3 separate regions of the Mus musculus genome follow, and all the other regions are linked to region 2. A link is a loop called in an ENCODE intact Hi-C map of the cell type or tissue named here. Cell type or tissue: heart. All regions are shown on one strand. Region 1 holds the start of Primpol (primase and polymerase (DNA-directed)). Region 2 holds the start of Acsl1 (acyl-CoA synthetase long-chain family member 1). Region 3 overlaps Gm16675 (predicted gene, 16675).

Region 1 (2,500 bases), 150 kb before region 2:
AATCAGCTCTCCGCAAGAACCAAAAATCACAGTGCACTGGAGAAAACTAAAGGTGGAGATCAAATGCTCTTGTAACAGAGGGAGGCTGGGTCACTTAGAGCCGCCACAAGGTCAGCATCAGCCTAGCTTCCAGGCCCCAGGGCAGAACTTCCCCTATCCATCCTCTGCTACCGAGTCCACACCTCGGCCTGCAGATCCAGGATCCCGCCACCTCCCGCCACTCGGCTTCCAGGTTCACCCCCACACTATGGCCTCACCCCCTCCCGCCCCTGAAGCTCTGTACCCCGGGCGATCTCCAGATACCCCCCTGACTCCGCCTTTAAGCCTCAGCGCGGCCCGTGTGCCATGCTCGAGGGGTCTGAACCCGCTCCGGCTCACCCAGGTTTAGGGACACCGCACCGGCTCACCCAGGTTTAGGGACACCGGTTTGGCCTCCCGGGTCTGGGTTCTCAGCTCGGGATCGCGCTCCCGGCGCTGTTTCCAGCTTCTCTGCCTTCAGTGTTTGCCTGAGCAAGCCTGGAGGCAACACAAAGGATCCTCCGCCCAGATTGCCCGTTTCCCCCGCCTCCTCCAAGGAGCTGCAGACCCGCCAAAAGAGCGCCAGCTCCGGGGGACAACACAGGCCTTCGAAGGCGCGAGAGCAGCAGACACTCACCGTACCGTTCCAAGCTCCCCGCCGCAGGACACTGCGCTTTGATCCCACCAGCACCAACACTGCAACTGCAGCAGCAGCAGCAGCAACAGCAGACTACCGCCGGTCACGCCCCACGCCACGCCCCTTCTCTACCTCCCCGCCCCATCCCCCCTCACACACCCCCCAACACCTCATCTCGCACACGCCAGTCGCGATTGGTGGTTTCAGCCCCGACTGAGCCCCGTCTCGTAGCGCAGGCCCCGCCCACCCAGGGCAAGCCTAGGGCCCCGCCCCCTCCGGCTCCGCCCCCTCGCGCGGGTTTCAAGCTCTGGTTCCCGCCATCTCTGGCTCCGCCAGCTGCCGCCTCCGGCCGACTTGCGCCACTTGAGGTAAATTTTAGAGAGGTCTTTCGGCCACGCCTGATTCCGGGGGCGCCAAGATGGGCGTCTAGGGAGGCGCCTCTGCCAGTCAGAACTCTGGCAGGAGAAAATAGAGCTGTGCCCCGCACTCGGTAATTCTACTTCCTCTCAATTGCACCGAGGCCTTTCTTCACTTCCGTCCACCTCTTGCTCCCTCAGTGAGAGGTCCTGACTACCTTACTGAAATCTCTGACTGGTTTACGTCCTATTTCATTCAGACTCTGACTCTGGGAAGTGGGTTTTGTTTTGTTTTGTTTTTGCATAATATACGAAAACACGAGCACAGCGATCAGCATCGAATTTCAGGGGCCCAGAATATTCTTAAGGACAAATGTACTCCAGAGAGCAGCCTCTTGCCTTCACCGCCTTTGCTTCGTTGGATGTAAGGGACTGACGTACACGTAGCCACACAGATGTCTACCGTTCGTTGCGTGTGGAATTCAAGCTCTTGCATTTCCATAATACATTTTTTATTTTTTCCAGTTCCATCAAAGGCTTTAAAAGGATAAGTGGACGGGCAGTGGTGGTGCACGCCTTTAATCCCAGCACTTGGGAGGCAGAGGCAGGTAGATTTCTGAGTTCGAGGCCAGCCTGGTCTACAGAGTGAGTTCCAGGACAGCCAGGGCTACACAGAGAAACCCTGTCTTGGGGGGGAAAAAAAAAGAAAGAAAAAGATAAGTGGTTTGCTCTCATGAAGAGCCATAGTGGTTAAATGTAGATTCCAGAAACAAATTGATCTATCATTATCCCTCCCAAAGTAAGTTAGAATCAGCCATTTTCTGTTGGACTTTAGCAGTAGGATGCATTCAACCCTCGCAGTGCATCGTGGAGGCTGTAGTTCACAAGGAAGGGTCTAATTGAGAAACCCCTTGTGCCCGGACCCCTCCCTGTGCTAAACGTTCTTAACAAAGTGATACCTTAGATAAGGTATCCTCAGCAGTTTCCTGCCGTTAATGTTGACTTCATCTAGAGAAGTTCGTTAGAGCAAAACATCTGGAGGTGATAGTTTTCATCTAAGCCCTGTAATTTCTCCTCACTGTGGGGACTCAGAGGGACCTGAAGCCGCCCTGTAAATGGGGACCCAGAGGGACCTGAAGCCGTTCTGGGCCTCAAGAGAGAAAGAATTCATGAAAAGCAATGTGACTGCTTTCCAGGAGCTGGAGTAAGATGGCTTTCTGAAGTGATCTAAAAGCGGGGCGTGGTCACTCTCTTCCATTTGGCGAGAAAACTGAACTAGAAGTATAATAGGTAAACGTTTTAGGGCCTACATCTGCAAGAAGACTTAGCCTTCATAAGCTAAATTACTATAGCAATTACATGATAAGTTAATCATTTGTAAAAATGGTGTGAAGGTCATTTATCTGGTAGAGTTTTGCTCTTTGGGGTGGGAGACCAGGGAGGAGGAAAAGAACCAACACCTGAAACAGTATACTGTTATAGGGTTTCT
Region 2 (2,500 bases):
ATGGTCTGTAAGCTCGGGCATAGTGCAGTGATTAGATGGAGCTGCCTTCTCTAGATTCTAATCCATGTGATCTTTTAAGTCCTGTATCAGCACTCGGGGTCTACGTTTCAAGGTGATAAATATCATTTTTGCTCCCTAATTTAAAAAAAAATTAAAAGCCAGATTGCCTTAAATCAATGACTCCATCACCACTGTGTGTAGTGGCTCTGGGAGCTCCTCTTGGAGACACCGCGAGAATTTCTACTTATGACATCGGGCTCTGAGCGCTGCTTCTGACCCTCCTCGAACGCTCGGCGCAGGGGCACGTCACAGAGCGGCACCGGGACAGTCCGTGTCCACGCGCGGTGAGTGCGCGCCTCACAATCCCCGCCTCTGGGGGTACGAGGGATGCGGTGGCGGAGACGCCAGGGTCCCCAGCAAGCAGGACCACCTCTCGGCACCTGAGCCGGGGAGGGAAGGTCCCAGCCGCCACACCAGCCAGGGACCGTGCAGAGAGGAACCTCTTGACTCCGCGGTGCACCAGCCCCGCGCGCGCACGGCCCGCGGGGGAACCCGGGCTCCGGCACCGGAAGCGGCGGCCGCCGGAGCGGCCCCAGAGCCTCCCGAAGCCGAGGGAAACGAGGCCGTGGAGCCCAGGCCGGAAAAGCGGAACGTCCCGCAGAGCCGCGGGGAGGTTCTCCCGTCTCGGCCCGGCTAGGGTCGCCTTGGCCGACTCGCGGCCCTTCGCGGCTGGCGCACTCACCTCCTCCGCTGCCCGGGCTGCTCCACAGGCGGCTGTCACTGCAATCCACGAACTGCCCCGCGCCGGGTTGCGATGCTATTTAAGGAGTCGCGGCCGCAGCTGCTCTCTTGGCTGCGCCACCGGCGTTGCAGCAGCAGCAGCAGGGCCGGGCGGCTGGTAGTGCGCGTGCCGTGCCACGCCGCCCCGCCCCGTCCGCAGGCTCCTCCCCGCCCCATCTCTTAGCGCGCCCACTCCCCCTCGCCAGCTCCTCCCCTCCTGTCGCACAGGTCGAGGCTGTCCCGCCCCATCACACCCACCGCTCCTCTCAGGTCCCGCCCCATCGGCGCCATTCCCGCCTCCCAAGCCCCGCCCTATCTGGGCTGATCCAAGCCCCTCAGACCCGCGGTGCCTCTCAGGCCACGCCCACCAGCTCCAGTCCTTCCCCTCCGGCCGCGCCTCCTCGGTCTTTTGCCCCGCCCCTTAAGGCCCAGTCCTCCTTCAGGTCCCGCCCAGTCCTGCTGACTCCGCCTCTCCCTCCAAAGCCGCAAGGTGGGCGTGGCCTCCCTCAGGTCCATGAGCATGGCTGTCAGCAAGCAAAAGCCACTAAGGTCACCCAAACTGCCCTCTAGTTTCACAACGAATCTGAGGTAGGGCAAAGGGTAAATCTGGAAGTCTCCTGAACCCTGATAATGTGATGCTATGGAATGTTGCAGGTGCCCTTTAGCTCTTCCATCCTTAACATTCTTCCACAGCTGACACCTTGGCATAGCCTCTCTGCTTGCTTCTCTGCTTGGAGGGACCACGGTAGCTGAAGAAGTCCCATCTTTCTTTAGCACAGATATACACGAACCCCTTTAATCCAGTTTCACCACGGTCCCCACACCAAGTTTCGCCACAGTCCTTGGCTAGGAATACAGGACTTCCGCAATATCCTGGCCATGAGGCATCTCTGGACAACCCAGGCCCCTGTGTGGTTCAAGTGAAAAGCAGACTTAGTCGTTGCTCAAGGACGGTGTCCACCTGCCAAGTTTTAAAGGCTTGTCTGCCCTGCTCAGCCTTGGCTCTGTAGACTTGACAAATCCCTTGGGAAAACCTTTTAAGGGCTACCAACGGCCAATGCAAGGCCAGTAGGATGGCTCACTGGGTTAAAGCCCATGCCTGTCACAAAGCCTGAAGTGCAATTCTCAATCCTCAGGACTGTGAGTTACCATGTGCGCATGTAACCCTTCTTCAAACGTCATTTTAAAAAATCTTAAAGATACCCCAAAGCTTTAAGATAATCTTTTAAAAGGTTAAATACTAGAGCCATCACTGTTGCTCAGTGTCCAGAACTGGTCAGTGTGGTTAAGGTAAGATGTAGATCATGCTAACATTTTGAATGGGAAAAAAAAAAGGTCAATATAATTGTTGCCAGGTTCACCTCATGCTATTGCATGAAGACAGTCATCCAGGTACAGGAGGGTTTGCTCCCAGCATTAGATGGAAGTCTTTCTAATATTGCCTTAAATTTGAGGGACAATTATTGCCAGAACACCTCTAATAACATATCATTTACTAGGTGACACTGTTAATCAACTATAATGTCCATAACCCTATGAGGTGGTACCACCTTTGGTCCTCTTCTGTAGAACAGGAAACTGAAGGGCAGAGTCAGGTATAAGAAAGGGCATGGCCGCCGGGCAGTGGTGGCGCACGCCTTTAATCCCAGCACTTGGAGGCAGAGGCAGGCAGATTTCTGAGTTTGAGGCCAACCTGGTCTACAGAGTGAGTTCCAGGACA
Region 3 (2,500 bases), 270 kb before region 2:
GAGGTCTGGTGGGGCCAACCGATGTCTCTTCCCTGCTATCTATGATAGGAGCTTCCTCAGAGATGAAAACTCAGGGGAGCCAGAGAGGACCATGTCCACAAATCTCTAAGAGGCATCCTAAGGCCCTGTATCCGTGAACAGAGGCTAGTCCTGGAAACCCCATTGCCAGGCACAGGGAGCATCCTGTCTCCGTGCTTTCCTGACGATTGGCTTCCCATTTGTGTCTTCACTAGATTCTCCATCAGGAAACAGTCCTGCCCGCTCTAAGTGCACCCCAATCTCACTGTTTCAGAAAGAGCAATGCCCTACTTATGTGTGGTCTTTAACCACACATAAAAAAGTTTTCTTGGACTGTTAATTTTTTTTTTCAGTTCTTGATTCCTTCTTTCCCACACGGTCTAGCAATCCATCCATCCAGTCCTATCAGTACACATCCAGTCACAATCAATCACAGCCTAGTTACAGGTCCATGCAACCCCCCAGGGTCTCCAGATGAGATGGATCATGGCAGTCCCTGAGCACCATGCCCAGTCACCTCCCTTGGGTTTGTCCACGTCAATAGACACATGGTTATCCAAATCAAGCAGACATTTTCTTCCCTTCAAGCCCAACTCGTGTCCTCTCTGCCCCTCAGAAGCTCATCTGGAGCTTACAGAATAGAGGCCATCTTGGTTATAAGGCACGTGAAATCAGTTTAATGTGGTAGCAGACTATCAGCTAGCCTCACGTGTTACCAGCTCAAGTGCCTATATCCCCACCCCCTTGCAAACCAACAGTCTTTTCCTTAATTTGCAGAATGTCACAGTCATTCTCACATCCCTTATTTGTCATTAGCCTGGGGCCCAGCACATAGAGGGTCAACTATTTTTGAATCCACAATTCCTTGCTCTTATCTCTGAGTTCGTACGGAATAGTCCAGACTTTCTCAGCGCATTTGTTTTATACTTCAATAGCATTTTAAAAGGTTGGTTGAGGGGCTGGAGAGATGGCTCAGTGGTTAAGAGCCCTGGCTGCTCTTCTAGAGGTCCTGAGTTCAATTCCCAGCAAACCACCTGGTGGCTCACAACCATCTATAGTGGGATCTGCTGCCCTCTGCTGGTATGTCTGAAGACAGCCACAGTGTAGTCACATATGTAAAAATAAATAAATAAATCCTTTAAAAAAAAAAAGGAAAAAAACGTTATTTTATTTTTATTTTGTGTGCATGCATGTTTTGCCTGTAGGCATGTGGATTCTGTGTGTGCCTGGAGGTCAAAAGAAGACGCAGATCTCCTGGAACTGAACTGTGGATGGCTGTGAGTTTCCATTTGGGTACTGGAACCTGAACCTGGGTCCTCTGCAAGAGTTGTACGTCCTCTTAACGGTTGAACCATTAGGCCAGATCCCATTAAGAACATTTTAATACAAATGTAACATTAGATGGAAGTCAGAAAACATAGAGAAGTTGAAAGAAAATAAGAGTTGTTGGGCGTAGTAGCAAGCATCTGCAATCCCAGCATTTGCCAGGCTGAGGAAGTCTGAGTTCAAGGCAAGCCTGAGCTACATAGGGAAACCTTGTTTAAAAAGAAACAAGGTTGAAGATGTAGCTCAATTGGTAGTATTTTCTTAAAGTAAGCAAAGACAGGAATCTGTCTTATTTACATCCACCATGTACATAACTGTATACACACACACACACACATACACACACACACACACACACACATACGGAGGTGGAGTCCCGCAATTTTATCCTCAGAAATAGACCTATGGATATTTCTATGTGCTTCCCATTCGTAATCTTTCGAATGTGCCATTTCCCATCCTTGTCTGCTCATGGTTTCCTGGTGCAGTCTGCACTTCCCATCCCCCGCTGGGCTTCTGTGACATCGTTCTGTCCCGTTCTGTTCCGCTTCTTGGCTGGCTCTTCTTTTGCTGCCAGCCTCCTAAATTATGGTGTTTCCAGGCACCCCGTCTCCAACCCTCTTATTTTCTCATTTTATATGTTTGGGTTTTTTTTTTTTTTTCTCTTTGGGCGCTCTCATCCACGCCCAGAGCCTGAGATATCACTACAGATGGTCCTGAACTTAACAATCATTTACTTACAATTTTCCAATTATGCAATGGTACAAAAGCAACAAGGACTCAGTAGAAAGCATACGGCAAATTCTGAATGTGGGTCTTTTCCTGGACTAGCACTAAGCAGTATAATACTTTGTTGCCATGTTGGGCAATGGCAGACCTTTTCATCTCCCATTCAACCACAGGGCCACCCTGTGAAACAACCCACACACTGCAATGTCCCAGTTGCTACACTCTTTCTCTAAACTAGGTATGTCAATAGCATTTTAGGATACAGTGCTTCCACTGGTAAATGTGTTTATGGGGGTCAGGCACCTTACAAGTTGAGAAGCATCCATATTTGGTGATGATTTCAAAATAAACTCTGAGCTACTGACATATATCACTTCCTAGATGCCAGTGAGATTCATATATATTCCAAATTCAGGTCAATACTCAC

What was found. Peaks named below come from ENCODE experiments on the same cell type or tissue, not always from the same donor. Only the 100,000 strongest peaks of a DNase experiment are listed, where the experiment ranks them.
Region 1: it touches region 2 in a loop (7-fold over the local background); 1 of 42 quality-filtered maps calls a loop at or near these places.
Region 3: it touches region 2 in a loop (2.4-fold over the local background); 1 of 42 quality-filtered maps calls a loop at or near these places.

The regions. Positions count from the first base shown.
Region 1 is chr8:46,615,657-46,618,156 of GRCm38, reverse strand. Primpol (primase and polymerase (DNA-directed)) reads left to right here and starts at 930. Exons shown (of 15, transcript NM_001001184.2): 1 at 930-1,023. It overlaps Casp3 (caspase 3), which reads right to left and starts at 866. Exons shown (of 7, transcript NM_001284409.1): 1 at 656-866. In heart, a CTCF peak has its summit at 1,006; a DNase peak (open chromatin) is centred at 916; H3K4me3 peaks cover 2,199 bases; H3K27ac peaks cover 1,569 bases.
Region 2 is chr8:46,469,473-46,471,972 of GRCm38, reverse strand. It overlaps Acsl1 (acyl-CoA synthetase long-chain family member 1), which reads right to left and starts at 936. Exons shown (of 21, transcript NM_007981.4): 1 at 743-936. Gm31050 (a long non-coding RNA gene) reads left to right here and starts at 923. Exons shown (of 2, transcript XR_378936.3): 1 at 923-1,368; 2 at 1,474-1,982. In heart, no CTCF peak of the experiment used is centred here; DNase peaks (open chromatin) are centred at 382, 1,102 and 1,652; H3K4me3 peaks cover 1,461 bases; H3K27ac peaks cover 1,146 bases.
Region 3 is chr8:46,735,067-46,737,566 of GRCm38, reverse strand. It overlaps Gm16675 (predicted gene, 16675), which reads left to right. Exons shown (of 3, transcript NR_045750.1): 2 at 1,224-1,295. Among named protein-coding and RNA genes, the nearest start is that of Gm16675, 3.2 kb to the left of the region's middle. In heart, a CTCF peak has its summit at 1,095 (motif pointing left); no DNase peak of the experiment used is centred here.